Regions from separate parts of the Homo sapiens genome. Here region 1 is linked to region 2. A link is a loop called in an ENCODE intact Hi-C map of the cell type or tissue named here. Cell type or tissue: natural killer cell. All regions are shown on one strand. Links, peaks and the distances in the headings refer to the core of each region. The heading gives the core; the rest is flanking DNA.

The links. Peaks named below come from ENCODE experiments on the same cell type or tissue, not always from the same donor. Only the 100,000 strongest peaks of a DNase experiment are listed, where the experiment ranks them.
Region 1: it touches region 2 in a loop (6-fold over the local background); 2 of 110 quality-filtered maps call a loop at or near these places.

What each region holds. Positions count from the first base shown.
Region 1 is chr19:10,292,067-10,300,834 of GRCh38, reverse strand. ICAM5 (intercellular adhesion molecule 5) reads right to left here. Exons shown (of 11, transcript NM_003259.4): 4 at 8,513-8,768; 5 at 7,969-8,223; 6 at 7,589-7,837; 7 at 6,892-7,137; 8 at 6,517-6,795; 9 at 6,195-6,434; 10 at 5,223-5,489; 11 at 4,057-4,496. The coding sequence ends at 4,219. Among named protein-coding and RNA genes, the nearest start is that of ICAM5, 6.5 kb to the right of the region's middle. RefSeq lists enhancers at 952-1,201, 8,036-8,768, silencers at 1,108-1,272, 8,309-8,408 and a cis regulatory region at 561-1,393. In natural killer cell, for the core only: no CTCF peak of the experiment used is centred there; a DNase peak (open chromatin) is centred at 5,194; H3K4me3 peaks cover 1,042 bases; H3K27me3 peaks cover 728 bases.
Region 2 is chr19:10,506,074-10,516,701 of GRCh38, reverse strand. It overlaps S1PR5 (sphingosine-1-phosphate receptor 5), which reads left to right. Exons shown (of 2, transcript NM_030760.5): 2 at 1,673-3,960. The coding sequence starts at 1,691. The coding sequence ends at 2,887. Among named protein-coding and RNA genes, the nearest start is that of S1PR5, 6.1 kb to the left of the region's middle. RefSeq lists enhancers at 778-1,371, 1,372-1,965. In natural killer cell, for the core only: CTCF peaks have their summits at 6,084 and 6,284; a DNase peak (open chromatin) is centred at 6,301; H3K27ac peaks cover 1,797 bases.

The sequences.
Region 1 (8,768 bases), core at 3,956-6,455, 220 kb after region 2:
GTGAGACTCCGTCTCAAACAAACAAACAAACAAACAAACAAACAAAAAAAAAAACAGAAAGAAAAAGAAAAAGTAATTGCAGTTTTTGCCATTACTTTTTTTTTTTTTTTTTCCTCTGAGACAGTCTCACTCTGTGGCCCAGGCTGGAGTGCAGTGGCGTGATTTCAGCTCACTGCAGCCTCCGCTTCAGGGTTCAAGCAGTTCTCCTGCCTCAGCCTCCCAAGTAGCTGAGACTACAGGGGTGTGCCACCATGTCCGGCTAATTTTTTTTGTATTGTTAGTAGAGACAGGGTTTCACCATGTTAGCCAGGCTGGTCTTGAACTCCTGACCTCGTGATCTGCCCACCTCGGCCTCCCAAAGTGCTGGGATTACAGGCGTGAGCCACCATGCCCTGCCTGCCATTACTTTCAATGGCAAAAACAGCAATTACTTTTGCACCAACCTACTAAAATAAATATCTCATCTGAAGGCTCTGAAAGAGACCTTGAGGTCAGTAGGAGCGGAGAGAGATCATTAAGTAGGGAGGGCACAGGCAGAAAAGGTGAGGTGCTGTTAGTGGCAGGGACTGCACCTGGCTGGTGCCTTTTTGGGTGTTATACCTGGCCCCTGGCTCCAGCACCGAGCACTGGCCTGCCCTCTTGTGCCATTTCCCCGTCTCATCTTTGCTCATTACATGTTTGCATGGGACTGGCTTCCTTCTCTAGGGCTCCGTGTTCCTGCTTTTGAGGGAGGAGGGGCAGAGGAGGAGGCTGTGGGGAGGAGGCCCAGCTGCTGTGCCTTATGCTGTTGGGGATGAGGGGGGAAGGTGCCGTGTAGTGGGGGTTGCAGCGGATACCCTGTGTGTGTCTGTTCTGAATCATGATGGGCTGAGTGGAAAGGCAGGGTGGGGGTAAACTGAAGCACTGTGGGTGGACACAGGACAAAGGAGGCATTGAGGGCGGGGCAGGGGTGCCCCCTTTAACAGGGAGGACATGCTAAGGGCTGACACCCATAGCATCAGCCAGTGCCTGCCCAGGAAGGTCTCACCGAAGTCTCAGGGCAGGGGCACAACGGAGAGGGCCTCCACCCACCCTGGCAAGGCGGCCTCAGCTCTGCCGGTAACCAGGCCTGGGGGAAGCACCTAGCCCCCACCTCCAAGAGTGACCCGGATCAGAGGGCAGTGCTGGGTGGAAGAGATAAGTAGGAGGAAGGAGTGAGGCCCCCACCCCTGCCCAAGGGTGTGAAGAGAGCAGAAAACAGGCACTGAGAGAGGACGAGCTCTAGGTCACACTGAGAAAAGACAGCCAGCCGGGCCAGGCACAGTGGCTCAGGCTTGTAATTCCAGCACGTTGGGAGACCGAGGCAGGTGAATCACGAGGTCAGTAGTTCCAGACTAGCCTGACCAACATGGTGAAACCCTGTCTCTACTAAAAATACAAAAATTAGCCGGGCGTAGTGGTGGCGCGCGCCTGTAATCCCAGCTACTCAGGAGGCTGAGGCAGGAAAATCGCTTGAACGTGGGAGGCAGAGCTTGCAGTGAGCTGAGATTACACCACTGCACTCCAGCCTGGGCGACAGAGAGACTCCGTCTCAAAAAAAAAAAAAAAAGAAAAAGAAAAAGACAGCTTAGATTGTGCCTGATGCATAGTAGGTGTTCAAAAAAAGTTTTTGGATTTTTTCGTTGTTTGTTTTTAGAGACAGGGTCTGGTTCTGTCACCTGGGCTGGAGCACAATGACGATATCATAGCTGGAAGTGGCTTTGACCTCCTAGGCTCAAAGGATCCTCCTGCCTCAGCCTCCCAAGTAGCTGGGACTACAGGCATGCACCACCATGTCTGGCTAATTTTTGAAAAATACACCAGGCATGGTGGCTTACAGCTGTAATCCCAGCACTTTGGGAGACCGAGGCAGGTGGATCACCTTAGGTCAGGAGTTCGAGACCAGCCTGGCCAACATGGTGAAACCCTGTCTCTACTAAAAATACAAAAATTAGCTGGGTGTGGTGGTGCATGCCTATAGTCCCAGCTATTTGGGAAGCCAAGGCAGGGGAATTGCTTGAACCCAGGAGGCAGAGGTTGCAGTGAGCCAAGATCACACCACAGCACTCCAGCCTGGGTGACAGAGCAAGACTCCATCTCAAAAAAAAAATTTTTTTTTTGAGGCCGGGCGCGGTGGCTCACGCCTGTAATCCCAGCACTTTGGGAGGCTGAGGCGGGTGGATCTCGAGGTCAGGAATAGAGACCATCCTGGCGAACACGGTGAAATCCCATCTCTACTAAAAATACAAAAAAAAATTAGCTGGGTGTGGTGGCAGGCGCCTGTAATCCCAGCTACTTGGGAGGCTGAGGCAGGAGAATGGCATGAACCCGGGAGACGGAGCTTGCAGTGAGCAGAGATAGTGCCACTGCTGTCCAGCCTGGGCGACAGAGCGAGACTCCATCTCAAAAAAAAAAATTTTTTTTTGAAACATGTTTTTTTGTAGGGTCTCGCTATGTTGCCCAGGCTGGTCTGAAACTCGTGGGCACAAGGGATCCTCCCACCTGGGCCTCCCAAAAGTCCTGGGATTACAGGCTTGAGCCACCATGCCCAGCCCCCTCAAAAAACACTTTTTTTTTTTTTTTTTTTTTTTTGAGACAGAGTCTAGTTCTGTTGCCCAGGCTGGAGTGCAATGGCAAGATCTCTACCTCCCGGGTTCTAGCAATTCTCCTGCCTCAGCCTCACGAGTAGCTGGGATTACAGGGCGTGTGCCACTACAGCCCAGCTAAATTTTTGTATTTTTTTGTTTTTGTTTTTGGTTTTTTTTTGAGACAGAGTCTCGCTCTATTGCCCAGGCTGGAGTGCAGTGGTGCGATCTTGGCTCACTGCAACCTCTGCCTCCGGGGTTAAAGCGATTCTCCTGCCTCAGCCTCTTGAGTAGCTGGGACTACAGGCATGTGCCACCACGCCCGGCTAATTTTTGTGTTTTTAGTAGTGACGGGGTTTCACCATGTTAGCCAGGACAGTCTTGATCTTCTAACCCCATGATCCGCCCGCCTCAGCCTCGCAAAGTGCTGGGATTACAGACGTGAGCCACTTCACCCGGCCTTAATTTTTTTGTATTTTTGGTAGAGAAGGTGTTTCACCACGTTGGCCAGGGTGGTCTCGAACTCCTGACCTCAAGTGACCCCCCCCCCCCGCCTTAGTTTCCCAAAGTTCTGGGATTCAAGCGAGAGTACTGTGCTCGGCCCTGGCTAATTTTTTTTTTTTTTTTTGAGACGGAGTCTTGCTGTCTGCCAGGGTGGAGTGCAGTGGCGCGATCTCGGCTCACTGCAAGCTCTGCTCCCCGGGTTCATGCCATTCTCCTGCCTCAGCCTCCTGAGTAGCTGGGACTACAGGCGCCCGCCACCACGCTCGGCTAATTTTTTTTTTTTTTTTTTTTTTGTATTTTTAGTAGAGACGGGGTTTCACCGTGTTAGCGAGGATGGTCTCGATCTCCCGACCTCGTGATCCGCCCGCCTCGGCCTCCCAAAGTGCTGGGATTACAGGCGTGAGCCACCACGCCTGGTTTTTTTTTTAAGACGGAATCTCGCTCTGTCGCCAGGCTGGAGTTCAGTGGCACGATCTCGGCTCACTGCAACCTCTGCCTCCGGGGTTAAAGCGATTCTCCTGCCTCAGCCTCCCGAATAGCTGGGACTACAGGCGCGCACCACCATGCCCAGCTAATTTTTGTATTTTTAGTAGAGACAGGGTTTCACCATATTGGCCAGGATGGTCTCGATCTCATGACCTCGACCTCGTGATCTGGCCGCCTCGGCCTTCCAAAGTCCTGGGATTACACGCATGAGCCACCGCGACCGGCCTTGGCTAATTTTTGAAAAATATTTTTTGTAGGGTCTCCCTATGTTGCCCAGGCTGGTCTGAAACTCTTGGGTGCAAGGGATCCTCCCACCTGGGCCTCCCACAAGTCCTGGGATTACAGGCCTAAGCCACCACCCCAGGCCCTCTCAAAAATCGCTTTTTGAATGAATAACTCGGGAGGTCACGACTGGAACCCTGGGCTTGTTCCACCTTGCAGAAACAGAAGCGGAGACAGGGAGTTCCTTTATAAAAACTTTATTGAGGGGATGGGTAGAAAATGGGGGTGACGCCCTTGGAGTTGAATACATAAATAAATGAATAAGTAAATAAATAAAGCAATAAATAAGCCCCCGTGTGAGTCTGGGGGGCGTCCCCCGGCCCGCGGGGAGAGGGGAGCGGGCTCACGCCGATGTCAGCTGTATGGCGAAGACCTCGCCCTCCGCCGGCGACTCGGCCGCGCCCCCCGCCGCCTCGGGTCCGCCCTCCGCGCCTGCCGCCCCGCCAGCGCCGCCGCCCGCTCCGTTCAGACACACGGCCTCGCCTGAGCTCTCGGCCTCCTGCACGTTGTACTCGCCCTTCTTGCAGGCGGTGGACTGCACGTAGAAGGCCAGGCCGGCCCCCGCGGCCAGCAGCGCCGCGCCCCCCGCCGCGCCGCCCACGGCGACCCATAGCCACGGACCTGCGGGGTGGAGACCCTCGCGGAGGGTGGCCAAGCTCCGGGGGGCTTCTCCCACCGCCCCCCGCACTCCCACAGGCACGAAGTCAGTCCTCATGCCCCGGGGAGCTCACTGTCTGGCCTTGGGAGAAGGGAGACAACCCATGCAATAAGGCCACTCCCAGTGCCAGGGCGACCCGAGTCCCGATTTATATCGCACTTCAGCCCATGGGGATATAAACCCGTGACCACACTTAGCCCCCTGGCGACAAGTCAACTCTCCCCATCCCCCAAAAAATGAGGACCGGCAGGACCAGGTCAGGTTCCCCCGACCCCAGAGAGAACCCAGCCCCAGGAGCTTCAGGAAGTGAGAGAAGGCGATCTTGACCCCTCTCTCCCTCCAACATCCAATGACTTTGGTCCCTCCCCAATCTTCCCCACAGTGGATTGTGAATTGGGTCAAGTTTCCACCACGCAGAATCCAGCCCAAGTTTTAAAGTCCTTTCCTGCAGCAGTGACAGCCCCGGAGGGTCCCTCCCCTTGAATTCAGTCCCCCTGCCACCTCCATCTCCCACCCCTCAAAGTGCGATCAACAGCCCCACCCGCTAAGGCACCTTTGACTTCTACTCTGTCCCACTTCCGTCTAGTCTACCGGGACCGAGAGGGAGGCAGGCGGGGCCGGCCGCCCCAAGACCCAGGTCACGCCCCCTCTCAGATACCTCGCCCCGCCTCTCCCCAGCTGCCACTTACCGGCCACGCGCACCGTGATGCGCCGCGCGTGGCGCCCGTGCGCGTTGGTGGCTGCGCACTCGTACTCGCCGCCGTGGCTTCCCATGGCGCCTGCCACGCTCAGTGTGCTGTTGTTGCTCGACAGGCCGATGTTGAGGGCCCCCGGGGGCGCGCGCCAGCTGATCTGGGCTGGAGGCCAGGCCTCCGCGCGGCAGGTCAACGTGAAGTTTCCTCCTGGGCGCACGCCTCCAGGGGGCGAGGCAGCAAGTTCGGCCACCACTGGCCGGTCTGAAGGGCACAGAAGGTGAAGTGGGGCTTAGCGCCGGCCCAGCCACTGATCAAATGCCCTGCTCCGGCCCACAACGATCGATGGGAGACCACCGCGCCTCTGATGGGCAGAAGAGGATCCTGCCTCCTATCAGAGCCTCCTTCCCCGACAATCAGGCTGCTGTTGCGGCTAAAATTCCTCGCCCTTCTTCACCGAATGGAAGGAGGTGAAGCCCAGGTCAGTGTTCTAATCCAGGATTTGAGGAGGGCCGTGCTCCTATTCCCTATAATTTTCTTTTTCTGTTTTTCTAAGAAAGAGTCTCACTCTGTTGCCCAGGCTGGAGTGCAGTGGCGGGATCTCGGCTCCCTGCAACCTCTGCCTCCCAGGCTCAAGCGATTCTCCTGCCTCAGCCTCCCAAGTAGCTGGGACCACAGGCGCCCACCACCACGACCGGCTAATTTTTGTAGAGACGGGTTTTCGCCATGTTGGCCGGGCTGGTCTCGAACTCCTGGCCTCAAGTGATTCATCCGCCTCAACCTTCCAAAGTGTTGGGATTACAGACCTGAGCCACTGCGCCTGGCTAGAATTTTCATTACCCCCTGGTTTAGGCTGGAATTCCCTGTCCCCGAGAATGGGATTGGGAGAGGTGCCCTTGAATGCTCCCACCGCTGCGAGTCATTCTTCCGAGGACCGTGTCCCCTCCATCCGGTGCTGCCCCCACTCACATTCCACGCCCACAGTGACGGTCCGGGAGTCCGTGCCATGCGCATTGGTGGCCACACAGTGGTAAGTGCCCGCGTCCTCTCGGGACACGCGCTGCTGCTCAGGCCATGGGATGCCTTCCCGAGAGCAGCGCACTCCTGGGGAAGGGCGACCCCGGGCGGCGCAGGCCAGCGCGGAAGCCTCAGCCCCTTCCAGCCACGTCTGGTGACTTGGGCAGGTAGATTCATCCATCTCCGGTGGCGCTGCAAAGCAGCCATGGGGGATGTCAGGGAGTGCCTGGACCGTGGGGCACCCCTGCTCCCTACCCGCCTGGGCCTCGCTCACACTCCGCGCTCACGACGACTGTTTTGGCCACGGAGCCGTGGCGGTTGGTGGCGTTGCAGACGTAGATACCGGGTGCCAGGACTCTAGGGATTCTGGGAGCTCTGGGACTAGGGTCTGGGGGTGCCAGCGGCAGCAGCACCCCCTCAGTGGCGCCCCCGGAGCCCACGCACTTCACGCTTGGCTGTGGCTTCCCATCGACCTCACAGGAAAACAGGCGCCCAGATCCTTCCACCCATGTCCAATTGCTGGGGCAGCTCGGCTCCTCAAACCTGGGGCCATCTGGGAAACAGGATTGCAGGGGCTCACACGGGGGCCAGGAAGTCCAGCCGGGGTTGTCCCACAGATCCTGCCTAACTCCGCGGTGCCCCTACTCACATTCCACCGTGACGGCCACATTTTTGGCCGCAGAGCCCCGAGGGTTGGTGGCTTCGCAGCGGTAAGTGCCCGCATGCTCCCGGGCCACACGCAACAGCCCCTCGATGACGGCCCCGAGTTCTCCAGAGCGCACGCAGATCACATCAGGCGGCGGTACCCCGTGCGCCACACAGCTCAGCGAGGCTTCTGTTCCCTCCAGCCAAGTAATGCGTTCTGGGCAGCCCACGCTGTCCAGCGCTGGTGCGTCTGGAGGAGGGAGTGTATTGTTGGCTTTGGGGTTTGGGGGCAAATCTGACGTCCCTAGACCCTCCTTGGCGCGGCAAGGCTTCCACGAAGTGTTGTCCCTGCATAACCCTTGGACGCCGATCCAAGGAGGTGTCACGCTAGTCGAGGCATGCACTCTGTCTGGGAGCTTCCTGAGCCACCAGTGGCGCCTTTTTCGTCTAAAAACTTAAACACTCTGGACTGCCCGCCTTTCCACGACTCCGCCCAAATACCACGCCCTAGGCTAGGGGCACGCCCACCCGGTCCCTTCCATCCTCCAAGATCTTTCTCCAACCCCACTAACCAGCCTCTTCCCTTTCCCAAAACCTCACCCAAAGGGACACCTCATACCCTACTCCTACTCTTCCCTGGAGGCTGGCCACCCTCCAGACCTTGAACCAGATAGAAATGCACCCTGCGCACCCCCACTCACACTCCACCGTTAGCGTTACGTCCTTGACCGCCTCGCCTTGATCATTGGCCGCCTTGCAGCGGTAAGTGCCTGAGAGCGCCCGAGTGACTGGACCCAGCAGGCCCAGAGCCAGCACGGCCCCGCCGTCGGAGCGCGCACAGTGCACTGAGGGTTCTGGGTTCCCGCGGGCCTCGCAGCGCAGCGTCTGCTCTGGGCCCTCGGGCCACGTCCAACTCCTGGGGCAGTCCGAATCGTCTAGCCGGGGAGCGTCTGCGGGCAGGGCGTGGGGTTACAGAGGCTTAGACGTAAGAAATGGCTCCGCCTCCACGACACGGTGAGGGAGCAGGCGGGTCCTTGGAAGTCACCAGAAGGTGGGGGGCGAGGGGTTATCACCAACTCACATAGGACACGAAGCTCTGCGCTCCTGTTCTTGATCAGGGTCTCCCCGTCCACATCGAGGGTGGCGTCGCAGAAGAAGCTGCGTCTGTCGTCGTTCTCGGTGGCATTTAGCTGAAGCTGGGCGGGCTGCCCCGGGACCGCGGCTGGAACTCCCTCCAGTGTGACCAGAGCTTGGGCCCCAGCTGCGCAGGTTACTGTCACCATCTGCCCCTCGGAGACGCTGGGTTCGCTCAGGGTCAGGAGTGGTGCCGGGAAGCCTGGGGGCGGAGCATTTGGTCGTAGTATACTGACCATACCCCTCCCTCCGGTCAAGGCCCGCCCCTTATCTGCCCGAATCCTCGGGGTGCTGAGAACGAACTAGGGTACGGCGCCCCGCCTCTCAGGCTGTACAGGCTCCTCCTCCCCAGCGATTACGTCTCCGCCCCCACCTGCCCCGCCCCTCGGGCCACGCCTGTTCCGGTACTGAGGTCCCGCCCACTCTTCGCCCCGCCTTCGCATTCCTCTGGTCCCACCTCGGAGCCGCGGAGACCCCGCCTCCTTCCTTACTGTAGATGGTCACGTTCTCCCGGGTCTCCCGGTTTTCGCCCCCCAGGGTGACGTTGCAGACCAGCTGCCTGGCACCCTCCTGCTCTGCGCTAGCTGTGGCTGTGGCAGTGGCCACGAATGCGTCCCCTTCGAGGGTGACATCAGGACTCAGATTCTGGTCCCCCAGTGCGAGGTAGACCCTGGCCTCTGAGGCTGGAAACAGTCCGTCCAGAGTGCAGCTCACGGGCCTTTCCGAGCCAACTTCCAAGAGCCGGGG
Region 2 (10,628 bases), core at 4,750-7,249:
CTGTTTGCCTCTTGTGGATTCTCTCTCCTGTCCTCAGGCTCTGCCTTAGTAAAATGAGTGAATAGGATCAACTTTTTTTTTTTTTTTTTTTTTTGAGACGGAGTTTCTCTCTTGTCACCCAGGCTGGAGAGCAGGGGTGCGATCATGGCTCACTGCAGCCTCGGCCTCCCAGGCTCAAGTGATCCTCCCGCCTCAGTCTCTTGAGTAGCTGGGACTATAGGGGCATAACACCACACCTGGCTAATTTTTAAATTTTTTTGTAGAGATGAAGTCTTAGTATGTTGCCCAAGCTGGTGTCGAACTCCTGGGCTCAAGTGATACTCCCACCTCGGCCTCCCAAAGTGCTGGGATTACAGGCGAAAGCCACTGTGCCTGGCCAAGGAGCAACTTTCTCATGGGGTTTTGGGTGGATGAGGGGGTTTTGGCAGGAAAAAGCTTTGTATGCAGTGAGACAAGAGTGTGGAGTGTGGTGCACTGGGCCCCAGGCTAGTGTGAGTGGAGGTTGTGAAATTGTGGCCTGTGCCACTGGGTGGGAGACCCTGTATTCGTGTGACTGAATTTTGGTCGCTGTGTTTTTCTGCCTGCGTCACTCTGTTCCTGTATGATGTATTTTTTAGTTTCCCTGATAGTGTGTGACTGTGTGTTTTGCCCTTGTAGTGTGTCGCTGTATTTGTGTGTCTCTTTCTGTGTGTGTTGCGTTTGTGTGCGTTCTGTGTGTTTACTGTTACGTCTCTGGAACTCCCTGCTTGTGTGTTTGTGTGTGTGTGTTTGAGACAAAGTCTTGCTCTGTTGTCCTGGCTGGAGTACAGTGGCACAATCAATGCTCACTGACTGCAGCCTTGACCCCGCGGGCTCAAGTGATCCTCTCACCTCAGCTGGGACTCCACTGAGTAGCTTGGACTATAGGCATACACCAACACGTCCCGGCTAATTTTTGTAGAAACGGGGTTCTCCTATGTTGTCCAGGCTAATCTCGAACTCCTGGGCCTCAAACAATCCTCCCGCCTCAGCCTCCCAAAGTGCTGGAATTACAGGAGTGAGCCACCACACCCAGCCGTGTGTGTGTTTGGTGGGGAGGGGGGGTGTTTTGAGACAGAGTCTCGCTCTGCCACCTAGGTTGGAGTGCAGTGATGCGATCTCGGCTCACTGCAACCTCCGCCTCCTGGGTTCAAATGATTCTTCTGCCTCAGCCTCTGGAGTAGCTGGGACTACAGGCACGTGCCACCATGCCTGGCTAATTTTTTGTGTTTTTAGCAGAGACGGAGGGGTTCACCGTGTTAGCCAGGATGGTCTCGATCTCCTGACCTCGTGATCTGCCCCCCTTGGCCTCCCAGGCCTGAGCCACTGCCTCAGGCCTGAGCCTGGGGGGATTACAGGCGGGGATTACAGGCCTGAGCCACCGCGCCCAGCCATGTGTGAACCACCGCGCCCAGCCATTCATGTGTTATTAATGTCCCTTTTTTTGGGACTATGTCACCTTGTTCCCTCGTGATATTATTTGTGTGTATGTCTGTCTCCACGGACTCTATCCCTCCATCCTGAACTCCCCCTTGGACACCATGTATAGGGGGTGATGGTCAGTGGGTAGGGCCCCTTTCCCACGACTTAGCCGGCTGCTGCGAGCGTGCTTACGGGGACCGCGGCCTGACACCGTATCTTGCCTCTCCAACAGCCTTGGGGCGCGCGGCCCATGGAGTCGGGGCTGCTGCGGCCGGCGCCGGTGAGCGAGGTCATCGTCCTGCATTACAACTACACCGGCAAGCTCCGCGGTGCGCGCTACCAGCCGGGTGCCGGCCTGCGCGCCGACGCCGTGGTGTGCCTGGCGGTGTGCGCCTTCATCGTGCTAGAGAATCTAGCCGTGTTGTTGGTGCTCGGACGCCACCCGCGCTTCCACGCTCCCATGTTCCTGCTCCTGGGCAGCCTCACGTTGTCGGATCTGCTGGCAGGCGCCGCCTACGCCGCCAACATCCTACTGTCGGGGCCGCTCACGCTGAAACTGTCCCCCGCGCTCTGGTTCGCACGGGAGGGAGGCGTCTTCGTGGCACTCACTGCGTCCGTGCTGAGCCTCCTGGCCATCGCGCTGGAGCGCAGCCTCACCATGGCGCGCAGGGGGCCCGCGCCCGTCTCCAGTCGGGGGCGCACGCTGGCGATGGCAGCCGCGGCCTGGGGCGTGTCGCTGCTCCTCGGGCTCCTGCCAGCGCTGGGCTGGAATTGCCTGGGTCGCCTGGACGCTTGCTCCACTGTCTTGCCGCTCTACGCCAAGGCCTACGTGCTCTTCTGCGTGCTCGCCTTCGTGGGCATCCTGGCCGCTATCTGTGCACTCTACGCGCGCATCTACTGCCAGGTACGCGCCAACGCGCGGCGCCTGCCGGCACGGCCCGGGACTGCGGGGACCACCTCGACCCGGGCGCGTCGCAAGCCGCGCTCGCTGGCCTTGCTGCGCACGCTCAGCGTGGTGCTCCTGGCCTTTGTGGCATGTTGGGGCCCCCTCTTCCTGCTGCTGTTGCTCGACGTGGCGTGCCCGGCGCGCACCTGTCCTGTACTCCTGCAGGCCGATCCCTTCCTGGGACTGGCCATGGCCAACTCACTTCTGAACCCCATCATCTACACGCTCACCAACCGCGACCTGCGCCACGCGCTCCTGCGCCTGGTCTGCTGCGGACGCCACTCCTGCGGCAGAGACCCGAGTGGCTCCCAGCAGTCGGCGAGCGCGGCTGAGGCTTCCGGGGGCCTGCGCCGCTGCCTGCCCCCGGGCCTTGATGGGAGCTTCAGCGGCTCGGAGCGCTCATCGCCCCAGCGCGACGGGCTGGACACCAGCGGCTCCACAGGCAGCCCCGGTGCACCCACAGCCGCCCGGACTCTGGTATCAGAACCGGCTGCAGACTGACACCCTCGGCCCACGACTGTCTTCCCAAGTTTTACAGACTTGTTCTTTTTACATAAAGGAATTTGTAGGAAATGCAGCCAAAGGTGCAGTCGGAAAAGATGCAGGGGAAATGTATTTATGCAGCGACACCCCACAATGTGAACAAACAGACAAAAAATCTGTGCCCTCGTGGAATTGACGTTCTGCTTGGGAACACAGAAAAGAACTCGGTGATGAAATAATGGAGATGATTCCAGTGACAAACGACAGAGATGGTGATGGTGGTCAGGGAAGACCTCTCTGCAGAGGTAGTGACTTGTGATGTGAGCTGAGACCTCTGTCCTGGGAAGACCAAAAGAAAAGCATTTCAGGATGAGGGAATGGCATGCGCAAAGGCCCTGAGGCTGAAATGTGCCCATGTGTTCTAAGAAATGCAGCGATGCTGGTGTGCCTGGAGCAGGGACGGAGGGGGAGAATGGGAGGAGACAAGGAGCTGAAGGAGTAGTTCCCGAAGGACCTTGTGGGTGATATAGAGGACTTCGCTTTTGCTCTGAGTGAGGTGGGAGCCATAGAAGCTTCTAAGCAGAAGAGGGACTTGCCCTAATTCAGGTGATCACAGGTGTCTTGTGGCCTCCATGGGAGGTTGAAAACCAGAGAAGGTGAAGGGGGGCTGCACTGAGCCACAGGAACAATGATGGAGATTCCAGCTAAGCCCAGACCCCGTGGATTCTAGATAGATTTTAGAGGCAGCAGACAGAATTACTGAGGAATTGAGTGTAAGAGTGGAATAAAGTTATCAAGGACAATGCCAAGGGTGGGGCACCCCCAAATTTGACTCTGGGAGACTCAGCCAAATCCTATCTGGTAATAAAATTTCTTTTTTATTTTTCTTTTCTTTCTTTCTTTCTTTTTTTTTTTTTTGAGTTGGGATCTTGTGCTCTGTCACCCAGGCTGGAGTGCAATGGGCACAATTATAGCTCACTGCAGCCTGGAACTCCTGGGATCAAGCCTGGAGTTCCTGCTTCAGCCTCCCTAGTAGCTGGGACTACAGGCATGCACCACCATGCCCAGTTAATAAAATTTCTTCAAATGCAGTTTCAGATCCTTCATTAAAAGAAATAATAATAATAGGCTGGGTGCCGTGACTCATGCCTCTAACCCCAGCACTTTGGGAGGCAGAGGTGGGCAGATCACCTGATGTCAGGAGTTTGAGACCAGTTTGGCCAACATGGTGAAACCCCATCTCTACTAAAAATACCAAAATTAGCCAAGTGTGATGGCTTACGCATATAGTTCCAGCTACTCGGGAGGCTGAGGCAGGAGAATCCCTTGAAACTGGGAGGCGGAGGTTGCAAAGAGCTGCACTCCAGCCTGGGTAACAAAGTGAGACTCGGTCTAAAAAAAAAAAAAAAAAAAAAAGGATAACAAAATAAGGCCAGACACAGTGGCTCATGCCTGTAATCCCAACACTTTGGGAGGCTGAGGCAGAAGGATCGATTGAGGCTGGGAGTTTGAGACCAGCCTGGTCAACATAGTGAGACCCCATCTCTACAAAAAATTTTAAAAATTAGGCAGTTGTGGTTACGCATGCCTATAGTCACAGCTACTGGGGAGGCTGAAGAAGGAGGATTTCCAGAACCCAGGAGCTCAGGGGCTGCAGTGAGCTATTTTTGCATAACTGAACTCCAGCCTGTGTGATGAAATCATGTCTTTTAGGAAAACATAAGAGGTTTTTTGGTTTCTCTTTTTTTTTTTTTTTTGAGATGGAGGCTCACTCTATCACCCAGGCTGGAGTGCAGTGGCGCAATCTCGGCTCACTGTAAGCTCCACCTCCCAGGTTCACGCCATTCTCCTGCCTCAGCTTCCCAAGTAGCTGGGACTACAGGTGCCCGCCACCAAGCATGGCTAATTTTTTTGTATTTTTAGTAGAGATGGGGTTTCACAGTGTTAGCCAGGATGGTCTTGATCTCCTGACCTTGTGATCCGCCCACCTCGGCCTCCCAAAGTGCTGGGATAACAGGTGTGAGCCACTGCGCCTGGCCTTTTTTTTTTTTTTGAGATGAAGTCTCACTCCGTCACCAGGCTGGAGTGCAGTGCTGCAATCTTGGCTCACTACAACCTCCGCCTCCTGGGTTCAGGCGATTCTCCTGCCTCAGCCTCCCGAGTAGCTGGGATTACAGGCACCGCCACCACACCTGGCTAGTTTTTGTATTTTTAGTAGAGATGGGGTTTCACATATTGATCAGGCTGGTCTTAAACTCCTGACCTCGTGATCTGCCCGCCTCAGCCTCCCAAAGTGCTGGGATTACAGGTAGAGCCACTGTGCCCGGCCGTTTTTTGGTTTCTTTTTGAGATAGGATCTTGCTCTGTCGCCCAGCCTGGAGTACACTGGCATAATCCCAGCTCACTGCAGCCTCAAGTGATCCTCCTGAACTCCTGTGCTCAAGTGATCCTCTTGCCTCAGCCCCCAACCCGAGTAGCTGGGGCTACTGGAGCACCACACCAAACATGTTTTGAATTTTTTTTTAGAGATGATTTCTCACCACGTTGCCCAGGCTGGTCTCAAACTCCTGGGCTCAAGCAACCCACCTTGGCCTCCCAAAGTGCTGGGATAAAGGCCAGGCACGGTGACTCACACCTGTAATCCCAGCACTTTGGGAAGCCGAGGCAGGCGGATCTCTAGAGGTCAGGAGCTCGAGACCAGCCTGGCCAACATGGTGAAACTCCGCCTCTAATAAAAATACAAAAAAAAAAAAAAAAATTAGCCGGGCATGGTGCCGCGCGCCTGTAGTCCGAGCTACTCGGGAGGCTGAGGAGGGAGAATCACTTGAACCCAGGAGGCTGGAGGTTGCAGTAAGTTGAGATCGCGCCACTGCACTCCAGCCTGGGCGACCGAGCAAGACTCCATCTCAGAAAACAAAATAACAATAACAACAACAACAACAACAACGAAGTGCTGGGATACAGGTGTGAGCCTCCACACCCGGCCTAAAGTAAGAGTTCATTTTGTCTGGCTAGTTTTCTGCACAGTTCTGGGACACACCTATTTTTCAGCCTTATAGCAACTTTGCAAGGTAGGTTTCCTAATCCCCATTAGACAGATGAGGAAATTCCAGACAGTGACTACCTTGTCTCAGTGTCTGAGCCAGGACATTAGCTTAAGCTTCAGGCCCCAGGAGGCACTGGCTTGGTATCTGACCCCTCCAGATGGGTCTGGCAAGGCTATGCCAACAGTCCCTCCCACGGGGGTCTGCATTCATGGTTGGAACGATGCCAGGGCGCCGTTTGTGCCCATAAAAGGCTCCAGACGTGCTGGCCCCTGCCCCCGGCATGTCCCCAGGCGCATTCTTGACCCCTGAACGGCTGGATGGGCCCTGGGGCCGGGTTGGGGGGCGTCTGGCTTCGGGTTCAGACTGCAGCGCTCCACCTTCCGGGAAACCTTGGAACTGCAGGCAACCTCAAAAAAAGCGGTGTTTTGGGGACAGGTGTCCCAGACTGGGGGGACCCCAAGTCCCTGCTGGCCACGTTCAGAGTGCCCCTGGAGGCCACACACACGGGAAACCAACCAGTTGGAACACAGGCACACTTGCTTATGAGTTTTCTAGAAAATTTAAAAAGCATCCAGTTCAGCCAGGCGCAGTGGACTCATACCTGTAATCCCAGCACTTTGGGAGGCCGAGGCGGGCGGATCACCTGAGGTCAGGAGTTTGAGACCAGTCTGGCCATCATGGGGAAACCCCGTCTCTACTTAAAATACAAAATTAGCCGGGCATGGTGGCGTGCACCCGTAATCCCAGCTACTTGGGAGGCCAAGGCAGGAGAATCACGTGAACCCAAGAGGCAGAGGTTGCAGTGAGCCGAGCTCATGCCATTGCTCTTCAGCCTCGGCAAAAAGAATGAAACTCCATCTCAAGAAAAAAAAAAAAGCACGCAGTTCCCCTTCCTTGTGGCGATCACAGTGGGACTCCTGGGGACCTTCCAGAGCTAGTCTGTGGATTCACCTTGCCAAAATGAAATGTAAATACACCTCCTGTCTTTTTGTACAAATTTATCACTGTTCTGCATGTTGCTTTGTTGACTTAACAGTATATCTTGGCAGGGCATGTTGGCTCACGCCTGTAATCCTAGCATTTTGGGAGGCTGAGGCAGAAGGATCATTTGAGCCCAGTAGTTGGAGATAGGCCCACACAACATAGGGAGACCCAGTTTCTAGAAATGATTCAAAAATCACCCAGGTGGGCCGGGCATGGTGGCTCATGCCTGTAATCCCAGCACTTTGGGAGGCCAAGGCGGGAGGATTACTTGAGGCCAGGAGTTAGATACAAGCCTAGCCAACATGGTGAAACCCCGTCTCTACTAAAAATGCAAAAAATAGCCAGGCGTTGTGGCAGGTTCCTGTAATCCCAGCTACTCAGGAGGCTGAGGCATGAGAATTGCTTGAACCCAGGAAGTAGAGGTTGCAGGGAGCCGAGATCATGCCACTGCACTCCAATCTGAGTAACAGAGTGAGACACTATCTAAAAAAAAAAAAAAAATCACCCGGGCACAGTGGCACATGCCTATGGTCCCAGACACTGGGGAGGCTGGAGTGGGAGGATCGCCTGAGCCTGGGAGGTCAAGGCTGCAGTGAGCTATGATTGTACAATTGCACTCCAGCCTGGGTGATACAGCAAGACCTGTCTAAAAAATTTTTTTGAAAAGTATATCTTGCAAAAATATTGCACACCCACACATTTTCTTGTTTGTTTGGTTTTTGAGATAGGGTCTTGCTGTGTTGCCCAGGCTGGAGTGCATTTGACACAATTATGGCCCACTGCAGCCTCCACCTCTCAGGCTCAAGCAATACTACTCCTGCCTCAGCCTCCCGTGTAGTAGCTGGGACCAAATATCCCCACACCACACCTGGCTCACAACCACAGAGCTCAAAACCACAACACAGCTCACAACCACACACAGCTAATTTTTTTTTTTTTGAGGCTGGTCTCAAACTCCTGAGCTCAAGTGATTCACCTGCCTCGGCCTCCCAAGTGCTGGGATTACAGACATGAGCCACAGCGCCTGGCAATACCCACACATTTTGTAATGTCTTGCTCTTAGTCAGCTTGGACTGCATAACAAATACCCTAGATGGGGTGGCTTAAGTCCCAGTAATTACTTTTGCATCGTTCTGGAGGGTAGGAAGTCCAATATCAGAATGGCAGCCTGGGGCCGGACACTGTGGCTCACGCCTGTAATCCCAGCACTTTGGGAGGCCCAGGCAGGCGGATCACCTGAGATCAGGAGTTCGAGAACAGCCTGGCCAACACGGTGAAACAGCTGTCTCTACCAAAAATACAAAAAAAAAATTAGCTAGGCGTGGTGGCAGGTGCCTGTAATCCCAGCTACTGGGGAGGCTAAGGCAGGAGAACTGCTTGAACTCAGAAGGTGGAGGTTGCAGTGAGCTGAGATCGCGACATTGCACTTCAGCCTGGATTACAGAGCGAGACTCTGTCTCGGAAAAAAAAAAAAAAAAAAAAAAAAAAAAAGGCCAGGAGCAGTGGCTCGCGCCTGTAATCTCAGCACTGAGGCCGAAGCAGGTGGATCACGAGGTCAGGAATCTGAGACCAGCATGGCCAACATGGTGAAACCCCGTTGCTACTAAAGATACAAAAAATTACCTGGGTGTGGCGGCATGCGCATGTAATCCCAGCTACTCCGGAGGCTGGGGCAGAAGAATCGCTTGAACCCAGGAGTCAGGGGTTGCAGTGAGCGGAGATCACTCCACTGCACTCCAGCCTGGGCGACAGGGCGAGACATGGTCTCAAAAAAAGAGAATGTCAGCATGGTTGTGTTCTAGTGAGGACTCTCTTCTGAGCTTGCAGACAGCCGCTTTCTCACTGTGTTCCCACATGTTGGGGAAAGAAACAGAGAGCAGGTCGGGCGAGGTAGCTCATGACTATAATCCCAACACTTTGGGAGACTGAGGCAGGTGGATCAACTGAGGCCAGGAGTTCAAGATCAGCCTGGCCAACATGGTGAAACCCCATCTCTACTAAAAATACAAAAATCAGCTGGGTGTGGTGGCACACATCTGTAACTCCAGCTACTCAGGAGGCTGAGGCAGGAGAATTGCTTGAACCTGTAAGGCGGAGGTTGTAGTGAGTGGAGATGGCACCACTGCATTCCAGCCTGTCTCAAAAAAAAAAAAAAAAAAAAAAAAGAAAAGAAAAAAGAAAGAGAGAACACTTTCTGGTGTGCTCTTCCTATAAAGACACTAATCCCATCATGAGGTTCCCACCTTCATGACCTCATCTAGACCTAATCGCTTCCCAAAGGCCCCATCTCCAAATACCATTCCATTGAGGGTTAGGGCTGCAACACACGAAAAGGGGGTACGGGTGCATAATTTGGTCCATAGCACTTCTTTTTTTGAGATGCAGTTTTGCTCTTGTTGCACAGGCTGGAGTGCAGTGGCACGATCTCAGCTCACCACAACCTCCACCTCCGGGGTTCAAGTGATTCTCCTGCCTCAGCCTCCTGAGTAGCTGGGATTACAGGTATGCGCCACTACACCTGGCTTATTTTGTATTTTTAGTAGAGACGAGGTTTCACTGTGTTGGTCAGGCTGGTCTCGAACACCTGACCTCAGGTGATCTGCCCGCCTCGGCCCCCCAAAGTGCTGGGATGACAGGCGTAAGCCACTGGGCCTGGCTCTTTTTTTACATTAAAAAAATAGAGGCCTGGTCAGGTACAGTGACTTATGCCTGTAATCTCAGCACTTTGCAGGGCTGAAGCAGGAGGATCACTTGAGCCCAGGAGTTTGAGACCAACCTGGGCAACATAGTGAGACACCATCTCTACAAAAAAGAAATAACTTAGCCAAGTGTGGTGGCATACACCTGTGGTCCCAGCTACTTGGGAGGCTGAGGCAGGAGGATGGCTTGAGCCAGGAGTTCGAGGCTGCAGTGAGCCATGATTGCACTGCTGCACGCCATCCTGGGTGACAGCAAGACCCTGTTAAAAAAAAAAAAAAAAAAAAAGAGGTGGGGCGTGGTGGCTTACACCTGTAATCCCAGAACTCTGGGAGACCAAGTAGGGAGGATCCGTCGAGCCCAGGAGTTCGAGATCAGCCTGGGCAACATGGTGAAGCCCCAGCTCTACAAAAGAAAGAAAAAAAGGGTGGGGGGAAGTTAGCTGGGTGTGGTAGTGAGTGACTGTAGTCCCAGCTACTTGGGAGGCTGGGGCAGCAGGATCACTTGATCTCAGGAGGTCAAGGCTGAAGTGAGCTATGATTGTGCCACCGCACTCCAGCCTGGGTGACAGAGCAAGACCTTGTCTCAAAAAAAGAAAAATAAATAAATAAAATAAAAAAAGAGTCTGGGTGCAGTGGCTCACGTCGGTAATCCCAGCACTTTGGGAAGACGAGGCGGGAGGATCACGAGGTCAGGAGTTCAAGACCAGCCTGACCAACATGATGAAACGCTGTCTGTACTAAAAATACAAAAAATTAGCTGGGTATGGTGGCAGGCACCTGTAATCCTAGCTACTTGGGAGGCTGAGGTAGAAGAATCGCTTGAACCCGGGATGCAGAGGTTGCAGCAAGCCAAGATCACACCACTGCACACCAACCCGGGTGACAGTGCGAGACTCCGTCTCAAAAATAAATAAATAAATAAATAAATAAATAAATGAAAATCGAAAAAGAAAAAGAGAAAAGAAAAAATAGAAGATCTAGGTACATATCCATACAGTAAATGTACTGCTCCTTTTAACTGGCTGCATA